5 separate regions of the Homo sapiens genome follow, and regions 2, 3, 4 and 5 are each linked to region 1. Evidence: chromatin loops called from intact Hi-C (ENCODE). Cell type or tissue: IMR-90. All regions are shown on one strand.

The links. Peaks named below come from ENCODE experiments on the same cell type or tissue, not always from the same donor. Only the 100,000 strongest peaks of a DNase experiment are listed, where the experiment ranks them.
Region 2: a loop joins it to region 1, with 6 times the contacts of the local background. A loop is called at or near these places in 4 of 110 quality-filtered maps.
Region 3: it touches region 1 in a loop (10-fold over the local background); 38 of 110 quality-filtered maps call a loop at or near these places.
Region 4: it touches region 1 in a loop (4-fold over the local background); 2 of 110 quality-filtered maps call a loop at or near these places.
Region 5: it touches region 1 in a loop (13-fold over the local background); 8 of 110 quality-filtered maps call a loop at or near these places.

What each region holds. Positions count from the first base shown.
Region 1 is chr15:81,936,709-81,941,708 of GRCh38, forward strand. The region is part of intron 3 of LINC01418 (long intergenic non-protein coding RNA 1418); the gene reads right to left. Among named protein-coding and RNA genes, the nearest start is that of LINC01418, 28 kb to the right of the region's middle. In IMR-90, a CTCF peak has its summit at 3,083 (motif pointing left); DNase peaks (open chromatin) are centred at 3,103, 3,873 and 4,503; H3K27ac peaks cover 905 bases.
Region 2 is chr15:82,195,907-82,200,906 of GRCh38, forward strand. The region is part of intron 15 of EFL1 (elongation factor like GTPase 1); the gene reads right to left. Among named protein-coding and RNA genes, the nearest start is that of EFL1, 64 kb to the right of the region's middle. RefSeq lists an enhancer at 2,354-2,413. In IMR-90, a CTCF peak has its summit at 2,293 (motif pointing left); a DNase peak (open chromatin) is centred at 2,255.
Region 3 is chr15:81,478,346-81,483,345 of GRCh38, forward strand. No RefSeq gene overlaps it. Among named protein-coding and RNA genes, the nearest start is that of TMC3, 110 kb to the left of the region's middle. In IMR-90, a CTCF peak has its summit at 2,408 (motif pointing right); a DNase peak (open chromatin) is centred at 2,426.
Region 4 is chr15:82,101,289-82,106,288 of GRCh38, forward strand. No RefSeq gene overlaps it. Among named protein-coding and RNA genes, the nearest start is that of LINC01583, 15 kb to the left of the region's middle. In IMR-90, a CTCF peak has its summit at 2,407; a DNase peak (open chromatin) is centred at 4,723.
Region 5 is chr15:81,408,133-81,413,132 of GRCh38, forward strand. The region is part of intron 6 of TMC3-AS1 (TMC3 antisense RNA 1); the gene reads left to right. Among named protein-coding and RNA genes, the nearest start is that of TMC3, 36 kb to the left of the region's middle. In IMR-90, a CTCF peak has its summit at 2,330 (motif pointing right); a DNase peak (open chromatin) is centred at 2,379; H3K27me3 peaks cover 562 bases.

The DNA of each region.
Region 1 (5,000 bases):
TGAAGTGGGGCTAAGGAGCCCTTGGCCCCTCCCTAAAACCCCTTCACCCCCTACCCCAGCCTCTGAGACCCTACCAGGTGGCTCTAAGGTGCTCAGTTTGAAAACCACTGCATTTCTGATTAAATTTTCTGCAGGGTTAACTTGCTTTTTTACTACTTCTAATGCTGATTTTGTGTCTATGATTTCATTGTTAATACAAAATACTGTTCTGTGTATTAGACTCATTCTTCACTTCCTAAAGTTGTGTATCTAATTCCTGTATACACCTGTAACTTTAAAAAGCTTAGACTCTACATATAATTAACAACAGAACCAAATACTTCCAGAGAAGTAAGATTTATTAACATTTGGAGAAATTTTAATAGCACATTTGGCATTCATTGATGGTATGTCTCCTTGAAAAGCCAGAGTAGTAAAAAAGGAATCTATTTAACAATTTTCTATTCATGAAAAGAGGCTAAATGTACATTTTTAAAATAAATTTTGAACTACTAAAAACATCTGTCCAAAGGTGGGAGGATTACAGGATGTAGAATTAGCCCTGGTAACTACATAAATTAAAAAAGAATGCAATAGGCTAGGTATTTGTTGTTAAGTTTTTGCTTCCAGATCCGTTATCAACCATTTAAAAAGTCATTAAATTTTAGTTTCCTTAAAAGCTTTCCTTATCAAAATAATCTCCCTTTTCATCAAAGTCTATTGTGTTTTCATCTCCTCCTTGCCTTCCTGAAGTTTATTGAGCTCAAATTAGATGTTTTCTAAAATTTTCTGCTCTTTCCTATAATAAATTTTTTCCACGGAACACTATTTCTCTGCCTCTCCAGTTTTATGTTTTCTCTCTTCCACGTTCAATCCTTTGATCGGGGAGAGATCTGTTTTGATATTTGCTCATAAAAGCACGTGTGGTTTTGCTTTGGTCCCCATGCCTGTCTCTCTGCCTTCTGTTATAAACCAAATGTCTCTGCCCATTCCAAGACAACTTTCCCATGATTGCAACTTACTTAACCTACAGAAGGATCTCCAGGTCATCTCTCTGGTCTGAAGCAGTGTATATTTCCTTGTCAAAAACATTGAATGAAAAACTTAGTCTCCTATTTGTACTAACCCCTGTTTATTCAGTTGCCAAATTCTCATCTCTTCATTAGCATTATTGGGAATTGTAGCCCAGGAGTAGGTGAAAGAGAGAGATGGAAAGAGGGAGAAAGAAAGAGAGGAAGAGAGAGACTCTATAATGGAGAAAGAATTTCCTATGACCTCTTTTTCCCTACATGGCCTTACTTTGTTCCTTGAGGCTTCCTCTAAGTTCTGTAGAGTAGAAATTTCTCCTGGCTTCCAGTAAGTTATTAAGTAATACTTCTGGCTTCCAACTCTATTGGAAATTTGAATACCTTTCTATATTTTCATAATTATGTCAGTGGGAAGGTGGGAGGGGTAAATGGGAAGTCTCTAGTATCCTGCCATCATACCACAAACTAGTGTGGTAATTCAAATTCATCAGGCCACTGATCAAACCTGCGATCTTCCCTGAAATTTTGGAATGATTGGTAGTATTGAGTCTGAAATTTGTGAACATGTACAAAAGGGAAACGTTCAACCCTAGGCAACCCTTGAAAGTGAAGAAGGCAGTGGAGGACTTGTGTGTATGCATATGTGTGTGCCCGTGCATATGACGTGGACATGTCCATGTCCATTTATATACATGATGCGGAGATGGTAAAAAAGAAGGCAAGGGGTGAATAAGTAAGAAATTTAATAACATTTAAAATCGGTTTGTATACTAACTTCTGGAGTGTTCTTTGGGGAAACACTTGAAGGTCATTCATTTTCCTTTCCTCTGGACTCCAATCTACTTGGTGCATAGAATTGCGAGGTGCTTTGGTGGTGAGCCACTCAGCATCCACTCACCTCTCTCCCATCTTAACGGCACCCAATTTTTGTTCAAATCCTCCAGCTCCCTCACAGAGCCCTTGTGCTTTGAGGAACATTGACCTAACACTAGTGCCCCAGGTGAATCCTGATTGGTCTAATCCAATCAGGGTCATCCCATCTCCCTACCACAGGGGTTAACCAGGTAATTGGCCTAAGCCAATTAGTGCCAGGCTATCCCCAGCCTCAGCGACTGATCTTCATAACCTTGGCGTAGGCCAATGTTTCTTTTAAAACACACACACACACACACACACACAAACATAAAGGAAAAGATTGGCAAATTGAGCTTCATTAAATGAAGACTGTCTATTTATCAAGACACCATTAAGAGAGTGAAAGGCAAGCGACTGAGTGGGAGAAGAGGATTTTCATGCAGCACGTATAAAGAACTCCTACCTATCAATCTTTAAAATGAGAGACAACATGTTCAACCCTAGGCAACGGTCTTGAACAGGAACTTCACAAAAGAGCATATCCAAATGGCCAAAATCCATGAAAAGTTTCTCTACATTATTAGTCATCAGAGAAATACATGTTAAGAACACAATGAGACATCTCTATACATCTGCTAGATCATGTTTAAAAATTTCATGTAACAATACCACTTACAGACAAAGATGTTGGGCAAATGGAACTTTCATAGACACCTGGTAGAAGTAGAAAGTGATACAGCCACTTCAGAAAACTATGCCAGTATGTACTAAAGCTACAGGTATGCCTACCCTATGACCCATCAGTTCTATTCCTATACACATATCCAAAGAAATCGCATACATATATACACCAAAATACATTATAAGAATATTCCTAGTATCATTATTTTAATAGCCAAAATTGGGAATGATCCAAATGTCCATTAATAGTGGAAAAGGCATCTGGGGTGTTGGTAATATTTTATTTATTAATCTGGGTAGTGTTTATACAAGTACTTGCCCACATTGATCTAAAAAGTGGAAGGATTTCAAACTCAAGTATATCTGACTTCAAAGGCCTGTCAATTACAGTATTTTAATAAATGTGAGTATGTAGTGGTGATGAGGTCGACTTTAAAATGTGTATGAATTGAAACATGTTCCAATTACGTCTCCTTTTATCATCCTTTTGGTGACCAAAATTATACAACCATGACTAAGAAACTACTGCCACCTAGTGGCACCCTTCCCTAATTGCAGGATAAATTATTGTGAGCGTGACTCAACTTCAAGCGTGTACAGTCAACTTAAAATAGCATGATGACAACAAAAACTTTCGTTAGATTTCCCCACACCCACCCAATATTTGTTTCTACTTATGGAAAGCAATCACTTCTTACTCAGATAGCTTCATCTGAGTAATGTAAACATTTTGTCTTTATCCTATTCTTTTTATATATAAAAATAGTTAAAATGATTACCTGCCAATCATTGAGCAGTTACTACATGTCAGACATTGCATTAATACCTTTGCATGGATTATGTCATTTAGTTGTCATAACAATTCTCTAAGGAGTCTACTACTATTATACCCATTTTAGAGATGAATAGACATAGATATGTTGAAGTTTCCCAAGGTCAACATAGCTAAGTGATCAAGTTGGAATTTTAATCCAGATCTGCAGGATTTCAACCCTCTTGCTCTCCTATCTTCCAAGCATCCAAGTTGGATATTTTTTCTTCAAAGTAGGGAATCCAGAAATGTGAGTTCCAGTGCTGGAGGTGACAAGAACTCACTGTGGACCATAAGCAATTCACTTCACTTGTCAGAGACTCAATTTTCTTATCTGTAAATTAAAAATCTTGCCCAGGTGATCTCTGAGCCTCCTTCCCACACCATCACCTAATAGCTCCTGATCACAGAAGAAAGGCATTAATCTAAGCCACTGGCAATATGTTTTTGTGGTTTGGTGCAACTATTTTTAGACCATCACAGAATAAGAGCTCATTTCATGGAGCCAGTCACAAATTTCCCACAATCTTTGGGGGAAATCCAAGCCTGGGTGATTCTGGTGCTTAATGAGATGATGTAATGCAGGAAAATATATAGCTGGAAGAAAATTTTATTGGTGTGAGTAAATGTGCATTTTCAAGTGAATTACAAGACCTTAAGAAGTAAATGTATATGCCCCAGGGGAGAAATCACCTAAGACTTTAAAACAGAGCATGTAGTGTTCATTTGTAGGCATTCTAAGAACCTTTGCAGATGTGAAGGAAAAGGAAAAATTGTGCAGAACCTTTAACCCTAGAAAGAAAAACAAATGACCTCAGAAAAATATCTTCAACTAAGTAAATTGAGGATACCCCATGACAGGTGCAACTGTCAGATAAAGGGGCTTTATAATGCAACATGAGCTAACATATTCATTCAGGAGAGGTGCACTTATGTAAATCTGCTAATGGGAAATCTACAGGATTAGCAACTTTAAAGAATAATGCATGAAACTAGTCTGGCATTTAAATGATGAAGCATGCACTCTCTAACATGCCTATGTTTTTTTTAAAAAAAAAAGGCATGTTGTCTGACGCAAACACAAGAAGTAGCATTCTGAGTCATGTAAATTTCTTGAAGTTTTTCTAAACTGCCACATACCTATAATACATTTGGCATATACATCCTAGCAAATTCCAATCCTGTGATGTCCATTTCAGAGTGCACAATTTTGACAGACTGTTAGTGACTGGGAAGTTTGGGGTTTTTTTCCCTTTATTATTTCAATAGCTAACTTTAAGTAGATATAATAAATAAGGTAAAACATTGCACAATGAGAAAGATGGCCAGAGAGATGCCTTTTTGTCCTGTTTTGCCTGTTTTATCTCTGCAAAGGCACTCCTGGTATTTTTCAACCACAAAACAAGAATTTATCAGTGTATAAGCTAAGAATCAATTCAGACAAGTCCATCTTAGGAAATACCACTCACGGATGCTTTCAAAATCAATAGAGCATTGCAAGGAATCAAGGGCTGCACCATAAACTTGACAGGACTAAGGCAAATAACACATCTCCGCTCTGCAGTTACCACGCTAAAACAATCTGGCTCACAGCATGCAAATGGCCATTGTGTACACATTTACAGACTAGAACACTGAAGCACAGC
Region 2 (5,000 bases), 260 kb after region 1:
CTAAGGGAGATCTATTAAAAGAAGTACAGGAACTCAAAGAAAGGAAAGAGCCAGATGTATCTGTCTGACGCAGTTGGGGAAGGCTTCCAAGAGGCGGTGACATTTAGCTGGCAATGAAGGGAGAAAGAACACTTGAGGAGAAGAGACAGCGTGTACCGAGACACAGAGGCATGAAAATCGTGGTATATTCAGGAGTGCTGAGAACTGAAGCATAGGGAGGTCAGAAGAAGCAGACAGTGAAGGGTCTCTTTCCAAACTGAGCAGAACTGACGAATCCTCACTGTCAGCTTCTCTCTTCCTTTTGAGGAGCCCAGCTATTTCTCTGCCTGTCCTTTCCAGTGGTTTTGCCCCTTACAAAGGGAAAGACCCGGGTTCTAGATCAACTCTCAAACTATCAGCTGCCCAAGCTTGGAGGAGACCCAGCCTCTCTGTGAGTCTCAGATTATTTATAGGAGAAAGGGCCTACAGAACCTATGAAACTCAAGGGTTCTATATGCAGAGTATCAAAAATCATTAGAGCATATTTTCATTTTTAATAATCATAGTAAGTGAGAAGAATCAGTAACAGTGTTTCAAATAATCTCAGCTATACAACTACACAGAAAATAAAATTATAGCTAATAAGCAATGGCTGGGATAGTGTAATTTGCTGAGCAAGTCAAAATCCTTTCAGTTTTTTAATATGCAAAATGAAGAGAAATTTACCACTAAAGTTTGTTTCAAGGCTTAAGTAAGAAAACAAACAAAACTGACTCAGTGAACACCTGGCATGCAGTTGGTACTAAATAAACGTTGGTTAAATCTAATTTGATATATCTTTCAAGTGCATTAATAATTGTGGCTTCGGCCGGGAGCGGTGGCTCTCGCCTGTAATCCCAGCACTTTGGGAGGCCAAGGCGGGCGGATCACGAGGTCAGGAGTTCGAGACCAGCCTGGCCAACATAGTGAAACCCTGTCTCTACTAAAAATACAAAAATTAGCCGGGCATGGTGGTGGGTGCCTATAATCCCAGCTACTCAGAAGGCTGAGGCAGGAGAATCGTTTCAACCCAGGAGTCAGAGATTGCAGTGAGCCGAGATTGCACCATTGCACTCCAGCTTGGGCGACAGAGCAAAACTCCAACTTAAAAAAAAAAAAAAAAAATTGTGGCATCATTGTTAGTATCAGTTAACAAAATATATGCAAATATAGTGAAACTGATTATGTAAACTGTTTAGAAAGTGAAAATTTACTATTGTCATTTTAGAAAATTGAAGGCTTGTGGTTTTGAAGAAAAACAACTATTATACAATAAATCTACTAATTGCTCATTTTGTTTAGAGCTAAAAAAAATGTTCCTCTTTCCTTTCCACCCCTATTCCCAGGGGACAGAAAATTTACCTTTGATTTCCAAGCATATCTGATTTCTTCCAGTCATTATAGAGTCAAATAATAAAACAAATTCAGATACAACAGTGAAGGAATAACAACTTTTACTTCAATTCTACACTTGAATCAATAGACTCAAATCCTTAGAAATATGATCATCAATGCAATTATGTGCTGAACTGCTAAATTAACAGTCATCTGGGAAACATAAAACAAAACTAGTGACAATGTGCTTCTAATTGCATGGGGGTTCAGGATATTAGTGATATTTTATATTCTGCTTCATTGCTCACTAAACAGCATATATTTTCATAATAATGCTTTTTTCCAACTAGAAACAACCAAAGGTGTCATAACTCAATTTCCAAGATGAAGAGAAAACAAAAATAGAGAAAATATATACAGTTGAAACAATGCCTTTAGTAGTTGGAAGAGGGGTAGGAGGGGCAAGAGAATGAAAAAAAGGGCCAAAATAAATTTAAATGCCTGCTTTGAAGTCATTCTTCAGGTTGAAACAGCAGGCTAAATCAATTTCAACTCCTCTATATTAATGATTCAGTCATCTCTAAGCCTCCAGTAATAAAAAGTGCCTGCCTGCCTGCCTACCTGCTGCCTGCCCTGCCTGCCAACCTGCCTGCCTGCCATGTGTAAGACTCTGGGCTAGGCAGGGGGATATAGTCTATAACCTACAATGAGAAGTCCTGGGTTGTGTTAACGAAACTGTAGCACAGTAAAGCACAAAATCTACTGAGCATTCATATGCCGTTAACCCTAAGGCCCTTTATAAACAGTTACAGGCTACACGTTTTACACATGGGCACTGGTGTGGACAGAGCACAGGCTCATGCATGCGCTGACATTGAAATTGCACTCTGTTTCTCTGTGATTTGATGAAAATCTGTGGGAAAGGCTGCCCCCTTGTGTTCATCTCAGTGCAGTTGTGACCCTGCTAGAGCTGGAACATTGCAGATGCCTTTTACCATCATCCCATGATGGCTTCAGAGAGGGGACTTCGGCCTGCTCAGTCTCTACCCAAAATCAAGGCCAGTGTAAACGAGAAAGTGCCAATGCTTCTGAGCTCGTTCAAGTCCAAGAAAGCCATTCTGGACCTCTCCCGAGGCACAGCCAAGTGAGCTAGTCCTCATGGATCCAATCAGGATAACTATTTTGTTTTGTTTAAAAAACAAAAAACTCCTGCTTATGAGAAGAGATCTTTGGAAGGATGGAATTCCTCTATGTCAAATGGCCTCTGGACCTCTGGCTGTCTGAATGTCACTTAAAGCAACCCACAGATAGAGAAGAGGGCACAGAGGGTACTGAAAACAGCAACGTAACTAAGAAATACAGGAAAACCCAAGACATGGACAGTGGAAAAGGTGAGGAAGGGTCCTGGAAAACCAACCAGGAGAGAAAGGAAGGCCATAGAGATTCATCTACCTCAACTTCCTTCTATGCAGATGCAGTTTCAGGTCTGGAAATTCCCACAAAGTGGCCAACTTGCCAGAGGTCCCACTGGTAAAATCCAGTGCTGTTTCTCCAACCAGAGGATGCCTTATTTACTAGTTTGCGATCAAAACTGTGAAGCACCTACAAATAATTTGGAAGACTAAGCACCCAGTATGAGAAACCTAACCTAGTGATCAATATAGAACCAAACATATAGTAAGCACAAAATAAATGTGAGTAAATGATTAGGATATAAAATTAAGCCAATAAAGATTTCACTTTTCAGAGGAAAAAATAGTTCACTGCATTAAAAAAAAACAAAACCTGCTTTTTTTCTTTTTAAAAATCTTTGGATCCTGAGAAAGGAAGGCTTATGAAAGACACCTTATATTCCTTCCTCCCTCTCTCACATCCTTCCACCTCCAAATCCCAAGTCCAAAAACAGATAAAATTAGGGAGAGGCTATGTCAATGCAGGAAAAGGTCTTATCCAAAAGCCAAAAACTTTGAAAAATGGAACTAGATTAAAGGCCACCCAGGTATATTAGAATTAACTTATGACACTAAGATAGCAGTTGGTTGCTCCAGAAGTTGAGAAAGAGAGAGAGAGAAAGAGAGAGAGATCCTGGGCTTCACAAATATCCGAGAGTAAGAAGGCCAAGGGCATAAGTCTTTGTCTCAGGGAAGACCCTCAGGCAAAAGTAGTTCTGGCTGCTGCCTTCTGGCTCAATTGGAGACAGCTAGGACTGCGGCCCGCAAAATAAGACCTTGTATGAAAATGGAAAAGGCTACTCCCTCAAAAGAAACTAGTGCTGGGATAATTTTAACTGTTTCAAATCATTTATTTGGTAATAATAAAGAAACCAGAACAACATAATGCTGGGTTTAAGCTGCAGTCCCAGCTTTAGCTCCCTAGTGAACTTATTTAAATTCACACACATGAATTTATTTCTTACTATGTATGCATGTATTATGCATAGATAGAAGTCTGGAAGAATACACCGATAACACCTGTAGGAATCAGCCCTAGGAAGGCAACTTGCTTAGCTTTTTCTATATAATTACCTTTACAGTAAAAGAGTGGTCATAATTTACTTCTGTAAATAAGATGTCTTAACATAGACATTTAATGTATCGCAGGAGATAAAATCATTTCAAGTTTATATAGAATAAATGTTTAAAAATAGCCCCCAATTATTAAAGCTAAAAGTGACAGAACCAGATTCAAAAATGAATTATTGATACCCTCAAAATCAAACAATACAGGCTTGCAAATACAGCAGAATAGAAAACAGCATCCAGAAACAAACTACAGTTGTATGGGAAACGTGGTAGTGAAACAGCGGGGAAGGAAGCAGGGGCAGGGGCAAGTTTATTTGATATACTGTGCTGGCACAACACCTATGCATCGGGAAAAAAACAAACCTGAATACCCAAGCTTATGCATTACCTGGGTCATGCCCTAGAAAGGCTTAGCCAGGCACATGAGAGTTATAGAACGTAAAACATTCAAAGAAAAACACAAGGAAGAGTACAAATGCCAAAATAAATGGTAGAAAATAAGAGAATTTTTTTAAAAAAGAGGGAAAGCAGTAGTGGAGCTTAAGTCTATACAGCACACCTATGAGAATACTATACAAAATAACAACTTTAGGCAGAGGCAATTGAGTCTTGCCTTCCCTTGGCAGCAACCTTAGCTCAGGAGACTGGAAACCGGCTCCAAGCAGCTTCTGGGGGGTAATCTTGGCTTTACAAAAGCCTGGGACAATGTTCTCCCCTCCTGTTGACTGGACCATGGCACAGAGAAAAGAACAGAAAGATACTCAGAATATTTCTGCTTCTCTTAACATCAAATGGCCTCACCTTTTTCAGTCCAGGACATACCTGGGAGCCTCCCAGAACACAGTGAGGGCAGGAAGAACCAGTTAGTTTCAGTGTACTATCTGAGCTAAACAAAAAATCCCCAGTGATAACATCATCTTGGCTCTGGGAGTTGAATAATCCGAACACATTAAAACATCACTACTCTGATATTCTTTAATAAGAAATGTTCAGACCAAGAAAGTATTTTGCTTTCACCTAAAATTCCAGTAGATTTATACTGAAAAGCCAATGTATTCACTTCTAAAGAAATATTTCTATACTTTCTATCTCCCTTATGTACTTGAGAATTTTTTTTTTAAGACA
Region 3 (5,000 bases), 460 kb before region 1:
TAGGACCCAGCAAAGAGCTAGATATTGAGTAGATGTTTGTTCAATTAAGTATGCTTTCTTACTGAATTGTAAGAGTTTTTATATATGAAGGATAATAAACTTCTGTCATCTACAGCAGAGGTTGAAAACTTTTTCTGTAATTGGCTACATTGTAAATACTTTAGGTACTAAAGTACTTGCAAATCACAGCGACTCAGCACTGCCTTTCTAGTGTGAAAGCAGCATAGACAATACACAAATGAATGGGTGTGGCTGTGTTGCAGTAAAACTTTATTTTAAAAACAGGAGGCCGCAGGATTTGACCCTTGCTAACCCCTATTCTGCACTGTGAATATATTTCCATTTTATTGTGGGCCATTTAATTTTTGTTTTTATGTACAGAAATTTTTAATTTTTATGTAGTCATTAGTATTCAACATTTTCTTTAGTTTTGTTTTATTTAAAACTTTTCTTAGAAAGTCTCTCCCCATCCCAAATAAGATAAGTATGCTCTGGATCACTAAATGTACCTGATTCAAATATATGAAATTCTCATCCTTTGGCCTTTTATTTTATCCTCTGAGACACAAATTCCACGTATTTTGTTTCCTGTGAAAATAACTGTATCTGTGCATAAAGCTTTTCCCACAATGATGTTCATCACAAGGCTTATTGTAATAGGTACTTTTTGCAATAATCTTAGTGTCTATTAATTGAGAATTAGATGTATTATCAATATAAATGAAAACAAATGATATAAACTAATGAAAATGATTTTAAATTGAATTAAATATTGACCAGAAAATGTGTCCACAATATCCTAAGCAAACGAAAGCAGAATACAAATAGACCTACAGTATGATCCATTTAAAACAATATTGGCACTTATTTGATGTTCAATAAATTTTCGTTGAATGAGTGACTGAATGAATGAGAGAATAGATAGAGCAAAAAATAAGAGTATTCTTTCTGAGAAAATAGCAGCACACCTAAAATGCCAGATCCAAAACAACCAAACAAAAAGTAAATAAAACATTCTTTTCTAAGCATAGCATGGCTTACAGGAAAATAAGGAAGTATTTTCTGCTCCAGAAGCTGCATAAAAATGGGACTGCATTTGAATAAGCATCTACCGGAGCTGACATCTGCCCCGGCAGTGTCTGGTAACCTACAATTTCCAGAACTGCATTAAGAGATATGGGGCCGGGGGAGGGAAGGGGACAACCACAAATCAAAAGTGGGTAAAAAGTGGAAAAACAGGCCAGGTGCGGTGGCTCACACCTGTAATCCCAACACTTTGGGAGGCCGAGGCTGGCGGATCACCTAAGGTCAGGAGTTCGAGACCAGCCTGGACAACATGGTAAAACCCCATCTCTACTAAAAATACAAAAATTAGCTGGGTATGGTGGCATGTGCCTGTAATCCCAACTATTCGGGAGGCTGAGGCAGGAGCATCCCTTGGACCCAGAAGGTGGAGATTGCAGTGAGCTGAGATCACGCCACTGCACTGCAGCCTGGGAGACAGAGCAAGACTCCATCTCAAAAAAAAAAAAAAAAAGAAAAAAAAAAGTGGAAAAACAGTAGAAATATGAGGCAAAATAAAACGGTAGAAATTAACACAAATGTGTCAGTAAATGGACTGAATTCATCAGTAAAATAAACAAAGATTGTTAGTCTCAGTAAAAGAGAACCAAATGAATGCTGCAGTCCCTGTATACCTGAAGGCCTGAGAAGTCTTCACAACTGGGTTAGGGAAGCGAGAGAGAGACGGAAGGTGTTCTGAGGGCTACCCTGCTCTCCACTTTTTTGAATGTGATAAGAAATAAATTTAAAAAGCAAAAGAAAATGTATAAGGTAACTGAGTGCTGACTTTTCTTCTTTTTTTTTGCTTCAGATGACAGTAACAGTATCCCCAAATTTTAAACACTAAAGAACAGTTGTTTTCACAAGTTAAATCTTTTAGGTAATTATATATATATTTTCTTGCTATGATTCGCCTTTCAAAATTAGTTGTGCATGTAAAGAATAAAGCAAAAACCACAATGAACCCACTAATAGATTTTGTACTTAAACTACTTATCAGAAAAAACAAAAACCCTGAAAAATCGTCAAAGGCCTAATTCTGAATATAACAAAACAAAGGATAGTGGCTTTTTCTAAGAGTGTTTTTCTCCCAAGAAATGCATAGTTTTCTGAGAAAATATTTTCATTGATTGTGACCAGAGATGTTACAAATTACAGGGTGGAAATTGAGGTTTAGTTCTAAGCTTTCCACTTAGCCTGTGACTTTGGGACAGTCACTTTTTGTATCTGGGCCTCAATTTCCTCAACGATGAGACAAGCAGTTTGGACAGAATTCCAATATCCCTTCCACATATTAAACTGTGTAGTTTGAGATTATGCGGTGCATTATTATAAATCCCCACTAGGGGGCAGTATTTGCATAGTCATGTCCATCAAAAAGCAGAACTGGGCGTGCAAAATTAACTTAGAACTCATTCTCTCATCTTTGCTAGAAGACAACACTGTAAGCAGGTGGAGACCATAGCCCTGCATGAAGTACTGGGGCCTCTGTGCCAACCCACAGTTCCACTAGGAGGTAACAGCCACCCCACCCCATCCCCAAGAGCCCAGAGAGAGGCGGGACTTCTGATGTCAGCTTTGACTTTCGCAGGGGCTTCCGGAGTGTCTGCATTGTTCTCATTACTGAAAGCGTTCTGGTTGCAGCTTGATGTCTTTGGTGAGGATAGAGTATATTTTGCTTCATTTACTAATTCTCGTTTTCTTCTCCTGTCCCTTCAATATGGATAGATAAATCTGCACAACTTTTACCTCTGGAATTGACGAGTTACCTTCATTTGTGGTTTGCAAAAAGATGCCTGGAAGGATACTGTGTACCAGCACCATGGGATACTTGACAACCCCAGTCAATGGGGATCCATCCTAGGCCAAATGCTGTCCATTCAAGTGGTTCTGGAATCTCAGGGCACACTACAAACCAAACCCAAACCAAATCTCCAGGGCAGACCAGGGATCCAGAGATTGGAGAGATGTGGATTTACATGGTGGTGGCAAATAAAAGAAAGTGAGAACAAGCTTACATTTGCCCAAGATAGCATTTAACCGTACCCTCCCTAACCCAAACCTCCCACCTCTTTCTACCAAAAATATCGCTAAGGCGGCTGAGAAGCTGTCAAACACCCTCTGTGCCTCGCCTCCCTGGTAGGGCTGCTAGTGACAGAGGCATCCGCCAAGACAGGTCATTGAATATTTATTGGTTCTCCTGCACTGGGAGGAGCTGCTGCAGAGTATAAAGATCCATGAGACGAGTTTCTGCCCTCCAGGAGTTTTCAGGAAGGAAACAAACCCAGGATACAAATATTGTTAAATAAAGACAGAGCACGCCAGGGACCCTAGGAGAGAAAAGGCCGAGAGCTGTGGGCAGAGACTAGTGGTGACTGAGAAGGCATCCCGTGGGCCTTCCTTGACATGGGTGGCCTGGAAGGGAGGAGATCTGGACAGAGGTGAGGGCAGGGCAATGACAGGTGATGGGGACAGAATAACTGAACACACTGGGGTAGGATGAGTGGGGCATATTTGGTAAAAAGGAAAGATACAAGGAGGCTGAAGTAAGAGCAAGAGTGGACAGTGAAAGAAGGAAGGCAGGGAGGGGAGGAGAGGAGCTCCCTGCCCGAGCCAGCCCTGTCTGGGTATTCTTTGGGCTTTACTCAGCTTATCAGAGACCTAAGTTCCAATGTTACAAAGCATGTGGGCAGATGGGCATTCTCCTTTACTATCTGTGAATGTGTAAATCATCATACTCTTTTTTCTGCATAGTTTGGCCCTGTGATCTCACAATCCCACGTCAAGCAATTTCCCTTTAGCAGATAAGCACCCAGATGTAAGAAGCATATAGGAAAAGCTAGTTTTCATAGAAGTATTTTATTTTATTTATTTATTTTTGGGGTAGAATCTCTCTCTGTTGCCCAGGCTGAAGGGCAGTGGTGCAAACATGACTCATTGCAGCCTCGACCTCCCAGGATCAAACAATCCTTCTGCCTCAGCCTTCCATGTAGCTGGAACCACAGGTGCACACCACGATGCCCAGTTATTATTTTTTTGTAGAGATGAGAGCTTCACTTTGTTGCCCAGACTGGCTTCGAACTCCTGGGCTCTAGCAATCCTCCTGCCTCAGCCTCCCAAAGTGCTGGGATTACAGATGTGAGCCACTGCACCCAGCCCGAACTATGTTTAATAGTTAAAAATTAGAAATAATCTATGTGTCCTTCAAAATGGAACTCAAATATATAATGGTATTTGGGAGCCATTTAATAAAAAAAAATCATCTTGTGATCAGGGGTGTTCATGACATGTGGTTCAATGCACTAGGCTACTTATAGAACAGCTGTATATAGTGATGCCTTCTCAAAGTTGTCCACATGTAAGTGTGAATGAGAATATGCACCGATATAGAGTTATCTGAAAGAATGCTCAACAAAATGTGTACAGATGTGCGTGATGTTATGACATGATATGTGTGTCATGATGTGTATGATTTTGTGTATTATCTTAATTCTTGACCCCAAAGGTGCCATCTTTACAGAAACTCTTGGGCAGTGTTCTTGGGAGGAACAGAACCAATAGGACGTACGTACATAAAAATCTCCCTCTTTCTACATATATATCTATAGATAGATAGGTAGAGAGAGATTCATTTTAAGGAATTACCTTACATGATTTTGAAGGTGCAAGTCTAAAAATCTGCAAGGTAGGCAGGCAGGCTGGAGACCCAGGCAAAAGTTGCAGTCCAAGTGCAAAAGCCATCTGCTGTGAGAATTCCTTCTTGCTGCAGGGAGGTCAGTCTTTATTCAGGCCTTCAACTACCTTGATGAGGCCCAGCCGCATTTGGAGGGCAATCTGCTTCATTCAAAGTGCACCCGTTTAAATGTAAATCTCATTCCCAAACTCCTTCACAGAAACATCCAGAATCATGTTTGACTAAATAATCTGGGCACCATGGC
Region 4 (5,000 bases), 160 kb after region 1:
TTTCAGGGCGTAGAGGTAGGAGAATGAAACAGATTGCACAGCACTGGTGAAAAGAAAAGGAGAAATTCAGGGAGGAGGAATGAGGGATCCTCTTTCTTGTGTGTGGGTGTTAGCTTGCCTCCCAACCACACTGACACTTGCTGTGCCATTGATTTGACTTTTCTCCTATCTTAACAATAACAAATCATTAAAAAATCAGTTTATCAAAATATAAAATGGAAATACATGTGCTTGTGGTATTTTCCCCTTCCCACAGCCTAGCAAAGCAAATCCCATCTCTGGTCACTGTCCCCCTGCCCTTCCTTCGTTGGGAGCTCCTGGGTCTGCCATCTTGGTTCCTGAGCTTCTTCTCTTCTGACAAAACATGATTCTGCTCGGGTTCATGTTATTCTCCTGCCTCAGCCTCCCGAGTAGCTGGGACTACAGGCGCCCGCCACCAGGCCTGGCTAATTTTTTGTATTTTTAGTAGAGACGGGATTTCACCGTGTTAGCCAGGATGGTCTCGATCTCCTGACCTCGTGATCTGCCCGCCTGGGCCTCCCAAAGTGCTGAGATTACAGGCATGAGCCACCAGGCCCGGCAAAGCTGATTTATTAAATACTTAATTGCATTTAGAAAGGAGCAGGAAAATTGTTTATAGGGGAAAAAGAAGAGATTGAGAGTGGGAGTGGGAAGAGAAGGGAGGGAGTGACAGGCCAACCGGAGTTGGGTTCAGAGAGAGTTTCTCTTTTGTGCTGAGGTGAGAAATTGAGAACGAAAGAGAGGCACTGTTTTTTTTTTTAGACGGAGTCTCGCTCTGTCACCCAGGCTGGAGGAAAGAGAGGCACTTTAAGGTGGCTTTGGGATGTGAGAGTCGTGAAGAGCCACCGTAGTAGGAAAACAGGATGTATGGGTTGTGAACCTCTCCTTCAACAGTCTGTGAGGGTTCTCAGTAAAGATGTGGAAAGAAAACTCAACCTCTGACCAATAACGCTCATCAAAAGCCACCTCCAGAAAAATCTTTAAAATGATTTCCTGGCAACCTCCCATGTCTCTGAATTCCCAGTAGGTTAAGTCCCATCTCAGTCCCTAGAGTATAATAATCTCTTCAAAAGTGACCCACGGCCTTGTGGCATTGGGCTGGGGCTGGGTTGAGCAAGGAGGCCTGCTGCCTGCATGCTCCACCAGTTCCTCATGGCCTGGGTAACACATCCAGGAGAGCTGAGCCTCCAGAAAGTGTGTCCTCAGTGAGCTTTGGAACCACTGTTAGGCAGATCAGGAATAAGAGCAACAACAGTAATAATAAAGGGCGCTTATGATGTGCTAGGCATTGGGCTAAAGGCTTTACTCTCAGATCTCAGTCCTTACAAAAGCCTGGAGGCAGGGATATTATCTCCTCTTACAATGAGGAAATTAGGGCTCAGAGATGTTGAGTGGCTTGTCCAAGTTCACCCAGCTTGTAGATGGTGACATCAGGATTCAGACATTGAACTCTCTGACTCTAGTTTCCAATTCCTTATTCATTTTGACACAGGAGCACACCCATCCCATATCTGTTTCTTGGTGTGACAGAGGAGGAGGCCCAGGCACACGCAGATTAAATCACAGTCCCACGGTTACACAATCAATGATTGGTGGAGATTGGACTAGAACCCCTGCTTCTTGGCAGTTGCAGGAATAGCCTGCGGTCTGAGGGCCCTGAGCACCCGAAGAGAGTGGCCTCCTTTGTAATCCCAGCACTTGGGGAGGCCAAGGAGGGCAGATCACGAGGTCAAGAGATTGAGACCATCCTGGCCAACATGGTGAAACCCTGTCTCTACTAAAAATACAAGAATTAGCTGGGCGCAGTGGCATGCCCCTGTAGTCCCAGCTACTTGGGAGGCTGAGGCAGGAGAATTGTTTGAACCCGGGAGGTGGAGGTTGCAGTGAGCCGAGCTCACACCACTGCCCTCCAGCCTGGTGACAGAGGGAGACTCTGTCTCAAAAAAAAAAAAAAAAAAAAAAGTGACCTCCCTGAGGGGAGAGGAGGCAGGGACCATTCTCCAAAAGGGGCATCTGTTCTATGACTGCTCTTTATGACCAAGTGGAGATTGTTAGGAGAGCACAGAAAAGAGGCTAGAGGAAGTGAGGAACTCAGAGACAGTAGAGAAAGCAGGCAGAGGATGGAAGCTGTCCTAAGTGATCAGATCCCAACCCAGCCACGCCTGGCCCCTGACTGTTTCAGGACCTGCTGTGAGAGCTCCTGAAGCTGCTGTCCTCAGGAAGTGTCACCTGAACAAATTGGCCACCAGGGAACATTACTGAAAGAGCTTGCCCAAACAGATCAATACTTAATTTCTAATGAGCAATTTTCAATTAGATCCTTGATTTGACTGATGTCTGATCATTCGCCTGTAACCACTGCAGGTCTTTTGCTCCCCTCGGTGGCCAAAATGCAGCAGATGATACAGCCATGATAACCTGAGTGTTCTATCCCATAGTCTCAGCCAAATCGAAAGGCTTAGGGCAGTGGTTCTAAACGCGGGTGAGTTTGCCCTCAAGGGGATGTTGCACAGTGTCTGGGGATATTTTTGTTTGGCACAGCCAAGGGGTGTTACTGGCACACAGCGAGTAGAGTTCAGGGATGCCACCAAACATCCTACAATGCACAGGACAGCCCCACAACAAAGAATTATCACCCCGAAATGTCCACAGTGCTGAGGTTGAGAGGCACCGCCTTAGGGCCTCCTCTGTTTGTCGATCACAGTTACCTCGGTGATCGTCTCCCTGATCGTCTCCAACCAAACGCACTCTTAGAAGCATCCCCGCTCAGGCCACACCCACACTCACATGCTCACATGCACACACACCCCTTCACAGCATTCATCACCTACAATAATGCAGACCGAACCCTGCAACTGTTTTTGTTTTGCTTTGTTTGTTTTTGAGACGGAGTCTCGCTCTGTCTGTCGCCCAGGCTGGAGTGCAGTGGCGTGATCTCGGCTCCCTGCAAGCTCCGCCTTTCCGATTGACGCCATTCTCCTGCCTCAGCCTCCCGAGTAGCTGGGACTACAGGTGCCCACCACCACGCCCAAGCTAATTATTAGCCCAGGCTAAAAAAATTAACCAGGCTAATTTTTTTGTATTTTTAGTAAAGACGGGGTTTCACCGTGTTAGCTAGGATGGTCTGTATCTCCTGACCTCGTGATCCACTCAGCTTGGCCTCCCGAAGTGCTGGGATTACAGGCATGAGCCACGGTGTCCAGCCAAACCCTGCAGCTGTTTAAGGCCCTACAACCCCTGGGCCCACATGCTTTCCAACATTTTCCCCCATTTCACTCCACTCTCTGAACTGCTGTCCCTACCCTGGTGACTCTCAAACTGGAGCATGCAAGAGAACCACCAGGAGGATTTGCGAAAAAGGCAGGTTGCTGGGCTCCATCCCCAGAGTTTTTTGATTCAGCCCAATTTGCATTTCTTCAGACGATGCTGAGGCCACTGGTCTGGGGACCAGACTTTCAGAATGGCCATCCCACAATAACTTGCCCTCTTCACCTCTGATCTTGGCCCCCAGCTGCTGCTCCTGCCTAGAGTACCTTTGTGCTCACATCTGAGTTCCATCTTTGGGGTCTGATTCTAGTGCCACCTCCTCCACTAGGTTGTCTCTGATGCCCAAGTGGAAGAAATATCTCAGCCGCTGCCCTCTCTCAGCACTGCTCACCCCTCTGTAGCCATTCTTTTCTTCTTTCATTGACAATGTATTATTATTATTATTATTATTATTATTATTATTATTATTTTGAGACAGAGTCTCACTCTGTTTCCCAGGCTGGAGTGCAATGGTGCAAGCTCGTCTCACTGCAACCTCTGCCTCCCAGGCTCAAGCCATTCTCTCACCTCAGCCTCCCAAGGAGTTGGGATTACGGGCACGTGCCACCGTGGTGGCTAATTTTTGTATTTTTAGTAGAGACAGGGTTTTACCATGTTGGCCAGGCTGATCTTGAACTCCTGACCTCAAGTGATCTGCCCTCCTTGGCCTCCCAAAGTGCTGGGATTACAGGCATGAGCCACAGCCCTCAGCCTCACTGACAATTATTTTAAATCATGCTTTACCAATCAGGCACACACACGAGGAGGATCTGGAGAGGGTTTAATGACAGGGACTATTTACAAAGGTGTGGGCAGAATTAAGGGACATTAACCAGGATGACGAAGCACCCCAGAGCTGTTAGAAGTCAAAGCTACCCTGAGGACTAGGGACAAGAAGGAGCAGGCACTAGAACCAGGAGAGGGTCACCTGACTGGAGCTGTGGCCTTGGGAAAAGAAACACAGAGGTTGCCAGGTGACAGCCTTGCAGGTAGGGAGCTGGGGGAATAACCACCCTGGCCTCGCTCTCCTCCTGCCCTCTGATGTACTGTGGGTGCCTCCCACTGGCTGAGCCCAAGAAAACAGAGGGTAGAGAAACCTCATGATGCTGCCCACACAGGCCAGCCTCCTGGGGCTCAGAGCAGGTAGAGAAGGGCACAGAGAGATCTTGTGGGGCAAACAAGGTGTCCCCAGCGCCCCACCTTCCTCCCGACTACCCAATCCTAGAGCACAGAACCTATGTCAGAATTGCCCCCGAATCCATGACAAGCCCAGGACCTTGTATCATATAACAGATTATTAATAAATATTTGAGGAATGAATCATTTATCATTAGCTGGTGTGCATGTCTGCTGATGAATTTTCAGACATTTTGTGGAATTCGGTCACTCAGAATATTCTAAGAATGTTCCCAGCACTACAGGAAAACCTGCCAGCCAAGGCCCCATGACATGGCTGGGAAAACCAGCTTGTCATATTTCCCAACTCCAAACACCAATTTCTCACTTATCTATCACTTTGTCGTTCAAAACAAACAATAGAAAGTAAGGAACAGTGATTTTCTCAGCTTTCAAGCAATCAAAGAAAACACCAAGGAAAGGAATCAACAACAGGAGTATCAATTTTTTATAAGTGAAATATAACCAAACTGAAATGAAAGGGGGAACAGTGAAAC
Region 5 (5,000 bases), 530 kb before region 1:
ACCTTTGCCCCTCTTCTGTAATTCCCTCTCTCCTTGTCCAAAGGTGGAAGCAAAAAGGAGAAGGGAAGGCGGACATAAGAGAACATAGATTACACTCAAGTCTCACCTGCTGCCTGGCTGGTTCTGGGGAGCAAGAGAGGGGATATGAGGTTGAGTGAGTGATTGAAGCTTAAAATGAACCGGACCAGAGTGTGCTTTTAAATATCGCTTGAGTAACTGAAAGTAAGCAAAAAGCTACGGGATTTGCCTAAAGCATCTTTAAGTGATGGAAAAGAGAGATGCAACTAATCAAGTTTGAAAGCAAAGATGAGAGAAAAACACCATTTTGTGTTGTGGCTTATTTAGTTTAGATGGTTCAATAAATTCAGTTACACCCATTTTGGAGTGCATTTCAGAAAATAGTCTATATCTTAAGTGGCTTGAATTTATCACTTAAGGATCATAATTTTTAATGTTAAGAATGTGATATTAGGATTTATTAAGATTCAGTTATGGGACAAACAGCTCGATTTTCAAGAGCTTCATTTTCTCCAGGCAATGATTTACCTTTCTCATCGAAGAGAGGATCTTATATTGGCTATGTTTTAAAGTCACATTAATAGGCTGTAACAGACTATGAAGAAATTCTTTTTAGATTCAAGGTAACTAGAGACCATTTGCCTCTCATCATAATGATCTACTAAACATTTATATAGCACTGACTATGTGCCAAGTACTGTCCAAGGTGCTTTGCTTATATTAACTCAATATATATAAAAAATTAAAATCCTCTGATATTGCTATATGTGAAAGTTCTTTACAAGCTATAAAATGCAGCATAATTATCAGAGGATATTACCGATATTATAAGAATAACAATTACTAAGATAACAAGAATGTTTCCTTGTTTCAGAAGTCAATTGGTGTTGATGGGAATTTAAGAAAAAAATGTCCAGTGCAGCATATTCTTTCATCACAACATACCCCATTCCTTCTCCAACAGGCAACCTCATGGAGACCATGGACCCCTCTGCCATCCCACCCATCTTTGAACCAATGCAAACTGTCTTCAGAACTCATGCCCTTACATAAACAGGCTCTACAGGCAGATCACCTGAGGTTGAAAGGTGAAGCCACCTGGACTTCTGGGTCCAGTAGAGACTTGGAGAACTTTTCTGTCTTACAAAAGGATTGTAAAATGCACCAATCAGCACTCTGTAGCTAGGATTGTAAAACGCACCAGTGTTCTGTAGCTAGCTAGAGGTTTGTAAAATGCACCAATCAGTGCTCTGTAGCTAGCCAGAGGTTCGTAAAATGCACCAATCAGTGCTCTGTAAAAACACACCAATCAGTGCTCCGTAGCTAGCTAGAGGTTTGTAAAATGAACCAATCAGCACTCTGTAAAATGGACCAATCAGTGCTCTGTAAAATGGACCAATCAGCACTCTGTAAAATGGACCAATCCACTCTGTAAAATGGACCAAATGGGAGGGGACAACTCAGGGAATAAAAGCTGGCCACCCCAGCCCTCAGCGGTAACCTGCTTAAGTCCCCTTCCAGGCTGTGGGAGGTTTGTTCTTTCGTTCTCCACAATAAATCTTGCTGCTGCTCAGTCTTGGGGTCCGCATCACCTGTAAGAGCTGTAACACTCACTGTGAAGGTCACGCTTCATTCCTGAAATCAGCGAGACCATGAACCCACTGGAAGGAACAAACTCCGGACACAAGGGCAGGAGTTTGAGACCAGCCTGACCAACAGGGCGAAACACTGTGTCTACCACAATTACAAAAATTAGCTGGGCTTGGTGGTACGCACCTGTAGTCCCAGCTACTTGGGAGGCTGAGACAGGAGAATTGCTTGAACCCTGGAAGCAGAGGATGTACTGAGCCAAGATTGTGCCACTGCACTATAGCCTGGGCGACAGAGACTCTGTCTCAATAAATAAATAAATAAATAAATAATATAAAAAAAAAACCTCTACAATATTTTCCTGCTGTCCTCCTAACACTTGAACTTGGGCTAATGCAATTTAAGCTTCAAGTCTCCCCAGTGTCAGTGAAGTGAAGCAATGAACAGTGCCTAATGAGCCCTTAAAATGTAGACCACCCATCTACATAGCGCCTTCTTTTCCACCCCTTTAAACAAATGATAGCTACTGCTGTTTGATTTTTACATTAAGAAGAACGTGTTGTCAAAAGTACCTAAATCATTTTCTCAGCTTGGTGCTTCACTTTCCCTTTAAGGATGCAGACTAAGGATCTTAATTTATGAGTTACCCACTCAAGCCTCTTTGCCACACACCTGGACCTGTTTGCAGAATTAAATTATTGGCTGTGAATCTAACATCAAACCTCCAGATGGCACCAGAGAACTGAGAAAAACAATTCCATTGCCAAGGAGCCTTTGTGTTGCTGACAAGAGAGGAGCAGGCTGAGAGAAAACGCCCTGTTTGTCACAAAGTTACATCTGCGAGCTCCTTCAAGGAAGGGAGGTGCCTGACGCTCCTTGTTAATGCCGGTTGCTGTTACAGACTTGCAATTGTGCAACTCTGTGATGTAAACAGGCAGGCTTTGTATTTTTGCAGTGCCCCTGGAGAGTGGAGAGGGTGGTTCTCTTGGCTGTCTCTGGAACAAATTTGGGTAAGTGCTCAAAGATGTGTTACTACAGAATGTACTTGTGAAGTTCTTGTTGCAGTGCAGTCAGATAAGCAAAGATATCTGCTAGAAAATAAAGAAAAAGCTACACAATTTTAGACTTTGTAGTTCATTGTCTTTTAAGACAGCAAGTCCTGCTATTGTCTGTCATAAAGCTACAGAAAAAGACCATATTGAAAACTGACGATAGCAGTTGATTATTTGTGAAAAGCCTGAGAGATGATTCAGTAAATACAAGGTGAATTTCATTGCATCTTCATGCAATCAGAGACTTGCATACACTTTTTATCCCCTAAACAGATGAACGAATGGCATGGGCCAGCTAGCAGGGAGTTGGCAGGATAAAGTTCTAACCAACAATTGCCACTTGCCTTCCTTTCTTCCATCAGCTTCTAGCTTACCTTTCAGAGACAGGTTCTATCAAAGGAAACCTAAAGGGAACCTTCCTCCCTGGCCCTGCCCCATCTAGCGTCCACAAGGATACTACACTCCAGTGAAGACTAGGGTGTATCCCAACTCCCCAAGAGCAGCATCAACAGCTATTAATCCTAAAAGTCTTGGTTTACTTCTGCAACATTGAGACACTTGCTGGGGCCAGAGCACAGGGGGCAAATGGGAACCTGAAATGCTCTTTTCCCAGCTTACTGCAGGACTCTTTGTCTCATCTGTTAGCCATATGTCACCCCATTAGAGAGATCTCTCCTGACCATCCCATCTAAAATTATTTCCAGTTACTCACTCTCTCATCCCTCTGCACTTATGTGAATAAAACAGTCTCATTTTATACTTGATTGTCTGCCTTCCCTCCCTACAGTTATTGTTGAAGCAGGCAGGAATTCCCTCTGTCTGGCTCCCACGGTATCCCCACCTTTTAGAAGAGTGTGTGGCATGTAGAAGGTTCAATATAGATTGAATAAAAGAATGAATGATGACAATAGGCTGATCCATTTCTCTATTTTCTTCTGGTTATGAAATTTGATTAAAAAATGAGATTTGGGATCAAAGCCATTACCAGAGAACATTATATTAACACAAATAATTGAATTATGCCTTAGGAAAAGACAGTGTATAACAGGGGATTATTGATAACTTAAAAGAGTATCTTTTCCGCAGTAATAAAAGAGTGGAACATTTTTAAATAAATGATGAAAAAGAGAACCCAAAGGCACAGGATCCTGCTGATAAACAATTGCACATAAGGGTGTACTATTTCTATGAGAGTAAGTATATCCCGGCTCAAAAAGAGCAGAATAAAATTGGTACAGTCTCAGGTTTATTCTGCTATTTAATTTACAGTTGCACAACCACATGGGACATCCACCAACTCACCAGTCCAGGAGGGAGAAAAACGCCTTGGATTCTTTCTATATTTATAGGCATGTATACTGCAAATTGCATTATCTCTAACAGACTGCCAGATGAGCTGGAAAAGATCATCTGTCAGCACATCCAGAAAGCTTTCTCAGACTTTCAGATTAGCTCAGGTTCCACTGTAATCTCACTATGTACTTCTTCATCAAATCGATTACCGTTGTAATTAAGTGATGAATTGGGTGATTTGTTACGTAGCCTCTTTCACCTCCATTGTGATGTACCCTTCAAGACAGAATGTGTCTGTTCCTGTCCAATGCTACATTCCTAGCCCTTGGGGAATGCCTGCTAAATCAAAACAATTAATTAAATATGTGTTGAATAAATAAATGGATAAATTGAGCATTTATTATGCTCCAAGCACAGTACTACATACATTCTTACACACATTGCTTTTTAAATTTCATCTCACACAACCCTATCTGATAGATACTAGTTTTATCCCCATTTTACAGATGAAAAAACTGAGGTCTTTAAAAAGATTAAGCAATATCATTGAACAAGAATTGAACAATAACATCTATAGCAAGTTGCCCATTTTAAATGATATTTTATTGGGGAATGTGAATTATTGTAGAAAAAGGAAGTCTTCGGCAAAGAAACACCTAGAAGCAAATTTCATCACTAGAGAGCATTGCTATCTACTGAAGTTCAAAACTACATATTTAGGCCCGGTATCCCCTTTTCGGTTTGTGCCAGACCAATTATCAATAATGCAGAGTTTACATTTTTCTCAAACATGAACGACTGGTTTGTTGAGTATGTTGAACTTGCCACTATCTAGTAAACAACTTTATTTTTCCCCTACCACTATCTTCACACCGTTTAGCCATGTTGCCTTTTTCCATCATTGGATGGAATCTTGGGCAGATTCCCCCAGCTTCTCATTGATTTTCAACCATAAGAGCAGCCTCATTTTATTTAGGGTATCAAAAAGTCAATTATAATTACTTTGTATTTTGTTAAATGTAACAGTGGCATTGTGAGTATATTAAA